Linked DNA regions of Homo sapiens: region 2 is linked to region 1. The links are chromatin contacts, found by Hi-C or POLR2A ChIA-PET in ENCODE. All regions are on one chromosome and are shown on one strand. The core of a region is the stretch at or near the end of the contact, and the rest is flanking DNA. Distances in the headings are between cores, read along the strand shown. Region 1 overlaps CNST (consortin, connexin sorting protein). Region 2 overlaps CNST (consortin, connexin sorting protein).

Evidence for each region. Hi-C counts contacts between places; a loop is a spot of excess contacts on that map. ChIA-PET counts read pairs that join two places held with the same protein, here RNA polymerase II (POLR2A). Pooled maps may share reads with other maps.
Region 2: a map of IMR-90 shows a loop between it and region 1 (2.0-fold over the local background). The contact joins two enhancer-like sites. A Hi-C loop is called at or near these places in 3 of 168 maps with a recorded cell type or tissue (IMR-90, PC-9 and naive thymus-derived CD4-positive, alpha-beta T cell), 13 of 37 single-sample maps with no recorded cell type and 13 of 50 pooled maps. POLR2A ChIA-PET finds 5 or more read pairs at or near these places in 6 of 52 experiments (A549, AG04450, BJ and 3 more).

The regions. Positions count from the first base shown.
Region 1 is chr1:246,596,049-246,598,913 of GRCh38, forward strand. The region is part of intron 2 of CNST (consortin, connexin sorting protein); the gene reads left to right. Among named protein-coding and RNA genes, the nearest start is that of CNST, 31 kb to the left of the region's middle. Within about 2 kb of position 1,488, at least 7 of the 41 ENCODE cell types and tissues checked have a DNase peak (open chromatin) inside an H3K27ac peak, as active enhancers do.
Region 2 is chr1:246,631,444-246,634,308 of GRCh38, forward strand. CNST (consortin, connexin sorting protein) reads left to right here. Exons shown (of 11, transcript NM_152609.3): 4 at 451-481; 5 at 2,481-2,567. It also overlaps the pseudogene RPL7AP82. Among named protein-coding and RNA genes, the nearest start is that of CNST, 66 kb to the left of the region's middle. RefSeq lists an enhancer at 2,640-2,865. Within about 2 kb of position 1,513, at least 2 of the 41 ENCODE cell types and tissues checked have a DNase peak (open chromatin) inside an H3K27ac peak, as active enhancers do.

The DNA.
Region 1 (2,865 bases), core at 238-2,737:
TTTTTCCCCCTTAAGAGAATTGAATCCCCTTGATATGCTTAACTAAGCAGGATTTCAAGCTGTGTTACAACAAGTTTTCATTATAGGGCGGGTGCACTGGCTCATGCCTATAATTGTAGCACTTTAAGAAGCCAAGGTGGAGGATTGCTTGAGCCAAGGAGTTTGTGACCAGCCTGGGCAACACAGGGAGACCTCATCTCTACAAAAAGTAAAATAATTAGCTGGGCATGGTGGCACGTGCCTGTAGTCCCAGCTACTTGGGAGGCTGAGGTGGGAGGATCACAGCAGCAGTGAGCTGCATGGTTGCACCACTGCACCCCAACTTGGAGACAGAGTGAGATCCTGTCTCAAAAAAAAAAAAAGAAAAAGAAAAAATTTTTCACTGTAGTTAAAATGGCAAAGCTTTAGGTAAATATTATCCTAAAAACTAATGACCATTACTTATTTATTATTATTTTTCACATTCTTACCTGGGGGGAGAAAAACAATGGAAATTAATGTGTTTTTTAAACAGTTTTATTAAGATGTAATTCATATACATGCAATTCACCTACTTAAAATATATAATTCACTGATTTTTGGTATACTCACAGGGATGTGTAACCATCAGCAGTCAATTTTAGTATGTTTTCTTCACCACACAAAGCAGCCACTTACATATTAGCACCCACTTCTTACTTCCACTTAGACATCCTAACCTGAGGCAGCCATTAATCTACTTACTTTTTCTACAGATTTGTCTACTCTGAACATTGCATATTAGTGGAATCATACAATAGAAGGTCTTTGACTGGCTTCTTTCATTTAACATGTTTTCATGGTTGACCCATTTTGTAGCATATATCAGTACTTTGTTCCTTTTTGTGGTCAGATAATATTCTGTTGCATGGATAGACCGTATTTCATTTATACATCAGCTGAGGGATGTTTGGGTTCTTTCCACTTTTTGACTATTCTATGGACATTGCTGTACAAGTTTTTGTAGAGACATGTGTTTTCATTTCTCTTCGTTATATATCTCTAGGAGTGGAATTGCTGGATCATATGGTAACTTTATGCCAAACAGTTTTCCAAAGCAACTGCACCATTTTACAGTCCTGCCAGCACTGTATGAGGGTTACAGTTTCTCTCCATCTTCACCAACACCTGTTAATATCTGACTATTTGATTATCTCCATGTAGTTTTAAAAAACTTGTAATTCGTATACCATAAAATTCACCTTTTTAAAGGGTACAATTTAGTGGTTTTAGTATATTCACAAAGTTGTACAATTTAATTCCAGAACATTTTATCCTCCAGGAAGAAATCACGTACCCATTAGCAGTCACTCCTCATTCTTCCCTTCCCCAAGCGGTGGCTACCACTGTCCCATAAAGTTTGTATATTTGTATGAGACAAGTTTAGATGATGTGTTTTATGGTTGTCGTAACAACACTAGATATTTACTCAGCGCTAGTCACCATAGTATCAAAGCATTTAACAAAACAGTTCAGCAAATGGCGGGAAGCCAGAAATAGGCAGCACATGGAAACTGGGAAGGGAAGACCTTTCTCAATTGACCTGCCACTATCAGTGCCCTGACTTGTTTCTCTGGAGGCCTTCACAGTGTGGCCAGCTGAAGGATGACAAGGAGGCTAGAACCTTAAAAAGCCTGAGTCAGGCTGGTGTAGTGAGAACAAAGACTTTGGATTTGAATCTTGGTTATTTGAGTCTCGGTTCTGCCTGTTCTTACCTATATGATCTTAGAAAAGGAGCTCATTTCCCTGAACCCCTTTTCTCATCTGTAAGGAAGGCTGATCCTACATGTCTTGCAGGATTGTCCTTAGAATGAATGACTCTGTATGTAAAGCACTTTGTAAAGTACCCAGCATAAAACAGCTTCTTCTAAATGGTAGTTGTTGTGTTTATGTGTGTCACAAGATGGTATTTATTTATTTATTTATTTATTTAAGACAGGATTTTGTTCTGTCACCTAGGCTGGAGTGCAGTGGCGTGCTCGTGGCTCAAAAACATCCTCAAGTTCCCAGGCTCAGGTGATTCTCTCACCTCAGCCTCCCAAGTAGCTGGGACTACAAGCGCATGCCGCTGCGCTCAGCTGAATTTTTTTTTTTTTTTTGTAGTGGCGGGTTTTTGTCATGTTGCCCAGGCTGGTCCTGAATTCCTAGGCTCAAGCCATCCACCAGCTTTGGCCCCCTAAAGTGCTAGGATTAGAGGCAGGAGCCACTGCACCAGCTACACAAGATGATTTCTGAGTGGCGTGACTGGGAGTACCATTAAGCAAAATTAAGAAATTAATTTGATTTGACTTTAAGTCCATTTTACTTCTTTTGTCAGTACTTTTTTTTATTTCCTAGGAACTTTTTAATACTGTCTCTTTTCAGATGTACCTGTCCCTGCCCCATTCCCCTAATGTACATTCCTAAAAATATATTTCCAGTTCCATACTAGTTTAATGTCAGATGCAACCTGCTTTTTGGGATGTTAACTGATATCAAAAGTAATAACTAGTAATGCCATAAAATATGAATCCCCAAAGGCCTATTTGCATTTTTATATATTGACTTCGGCTATAGTAGAACATTGATAGCTGGCCTCTAAATCAGCTTTATGGAGACAATTGGGTAATATCTGTACTGGCCAGAGTTGAGATCCCTGAGATTGGTGGGGACTGTGGTGAACAGGAGTCTACATCATGCCCTGCCTAAGTGCATTCAAATTTTTAAAATGTAAATGCCTGGCTAAGCCCCTGTAAGCAGAATGATAGGGACTGGGGTTGATGTTTTGTGATTGTAACCCATTCTACTCACTAGGTAGATAGACGGACAGTTTAACTCCCTTAGGAGTACATACCACACTTTCAGAAT
Region 2 (2,865 bases), core at 263-2,762, 35 kb after region 1:
ACTTGACATATTTCTGCTTTTTCTTTTTATTAATTATTTATTTATGTTTGCTTCACAGCATTTGAAAGGAATATTTCTACTTTTAATTTACAATAAACAATCATTTTTTCATTTGTGTTCTATTTTTGTAAGTCTCTAACATTTTTCTCATTCTTTAGAGTCCTAAACTCTAATGAATCAGGGAAATCTACTTTGACTTGAGGTAGAGTAGGAAGAATGATGTGTAAACACCAAAGAACGTCTCTGCTTTGCTTGAGATGAGTAACTTCAGAATTGCATCCTGTGCCTACAGTCAGATTTCTTCTGAACTGTTGAATGTAGTTTAAAAAAAGAGTTTTCTTAATTTGATATCAAAAACATTTGGAATTTCAAGATCTTAATTTGTTTCAAATTTATCTTCTCATCCAAGTGTTAATTTAATTTTCTCTGTGTTTTCTTTGTTTTTAACAGATAGCAGAATCCTATTTCCAGGAGGAGGACTGTATCCTTTTCTTAATTACAGGAAGAAATTTTTAGAACTCTTACAGAACCATTCATTTTTTTTAATTGAAGTATATTTTACATGTAATAGAATGTACAGATCATATGGTTTCAGTGGTTTTGACAGTTGTATGTACCCGTGTAACCACCTCAGAAAGCAAAATGTAGGAAATTTCTGTCTCTTCACAAAATTTCCTAGAACCATCCAAAGTTTACCTTCATAAATAGGCCTTAATTTTACTAAAATAAGTATTTGTATTTATTTTTTGAAGGAAAATTTGTATTATTTTAATTATTTTTATGTACAGAACACTCAACAGTGTACATTTAACCCAGTTTAGCGGCATGTTCTTTAGCCTTTGCCTTTTTGAGCTTGGCAACGTGCGCCACAGACTTGGGACCCGGGACATTGCCGCCCCCGTGATGGTGAATCTCGTCGTATCTGTCGTTGTAATTGGTCCTGGACTAGACAGCCCAGTCTTGCCTTCCCCTTGGATAATGCAGTAAGGGACCCCCATTTTACGACATAGGGCAGGCAAGAAGACAGCCAGCTGGAAGAAGGCATTAGTGGAAGAGTGTATTTTGACCAAAAGCAGTAAATCTCAAAGCTAGCTTGGTAGCAAGCGAGAGAGAGAGAACTTCTGAGTGATCATGAAGACAAAAAGCTGAACAGTGAGTTTTTCTCTTCCTTTTTTCTGGGTCAGCATTTAGAGCATTGCCCAGAGGAAGGTAGGCAGTTGGACAGTGTATCCTGACCTCACAAGATGCAGATCTGTGTGATACAAATGAGAAGGCTAAAGCTCACAGGATCATTTACAAAGAAGTAGAATCACGTGATAATAATGGAAATCACTGTGGCAAGTTAATTGAGTGTTTACAAAAGACCCATATAAGTTTTTGCCCTGTCATTGTTTAGGCATGTGATCCTTTGGTCTTGTGGGAGAAAAGCATTCAGTGGGAAATAATAAGGATCAAGGTGACTTGAAACAGAAACACTTGACCAGAGAGTCACATAGTTCTTTGACAGAAAGTAAGGAGAGAAATAAAAAAGGGAAACATGTAGATTCCAGGATTCCATGTGGTCCTGTTTCCTTAAATTACTTTTAGTTGACTCCGCAGCAGACATTCCTTGAGCATTAAAACCTTCTTTTAGTTTCTGTTTGCCGATAGTGTGGAATCCAAGTAGCTATTGCATAATATGCCACATTAAAATTTACCTACTTCAAAACCAAGAAACATTACTAGGCTGGGCGCAGTGGCTCACACCTGTAATCCCAGCAATTTGGGAGGCTGAGGCAGGCAGATCGCTTGAGGTCAGGAGTTCAAAACCAGCCTGGCCAACGTGGTGAAACCCCATCTTGACAAAAATACAAAAAGGAGCCGGGCATGATGGTGCATGCCTGTAATCCCAGCTACTCTGGAGGCTGAGGCAGGAGAATCACTTGAATCCAGGAGGGGGAGGTTGCAATAAGCCAAGGTGGCACCACTGCACTCCAGCCTCGGTGACAGAGGGAGACTGTGTCTCAAAAAAAAAAAAAGCTGGACGCAGTGATTCATGCCTGTAATCCCAGCACTTTGGGAGGCCGAGGCAGGCAGATCACGAGGTGAGGAGTTCGAGACGAGCCTGGCTCACATGGTGAAACCCCGTCTCTACTAAAAATACAAAAAAATCAGCCAGGCGCAGTGGTAGGCGCCTGTAGTCTCAGCTACCTGGGAGGCTGAGGCAGGAGAATCGCTTGAACCCGGGAGGTGGAGGTTGTAGTGAGCTGAGATTGCCCCACTGCACTCCAGCCTGGACTACAGAGCAAGATTCCATCTCAAGGAAAAAAAAAAAAAAAGAGAGAAACATTACTTTAGATATGTTTAAATTTAAAAATATTTAGAGTCCTCTCATGTTTTAGTAAGCTGCAAATTTCTCAACATCTATAGGACATTGTTCTTCAAATATGGGAATAATGTAAATAGTGTGGATTTCTATTTTCCTTAAATGTTCTATTCAGATGAGAAAGCAATGAAATTCATTCAGCTAGAACGATTGTATCATGAGCAATTGCTCGCAAATCTTTCTGCCATTCAAGAACAGTGGGGTAAGTACAGACCAACATGGAATGTGGAATTAGCAGTAATCCAACAAGTCACTATCTACAAAATTAACATATTTGACCTGGTTTTATAAATCAGAAAATAGATGTTTCCATAAACAAGTTAATGTTGCAAAGAAAGTAGCATTTTTACCACAAGTCTATTATATTGTGAGAAGACTTTTTTCTTTGTATTTTGCTCTTCATATCAATGCCAAGAAAAGAATACTTGCAACTATTTGCATTTTTCCTAATCACATTTCATGCCCTACTGGCTAATTTAGTCTCTAGGATGATATTTACT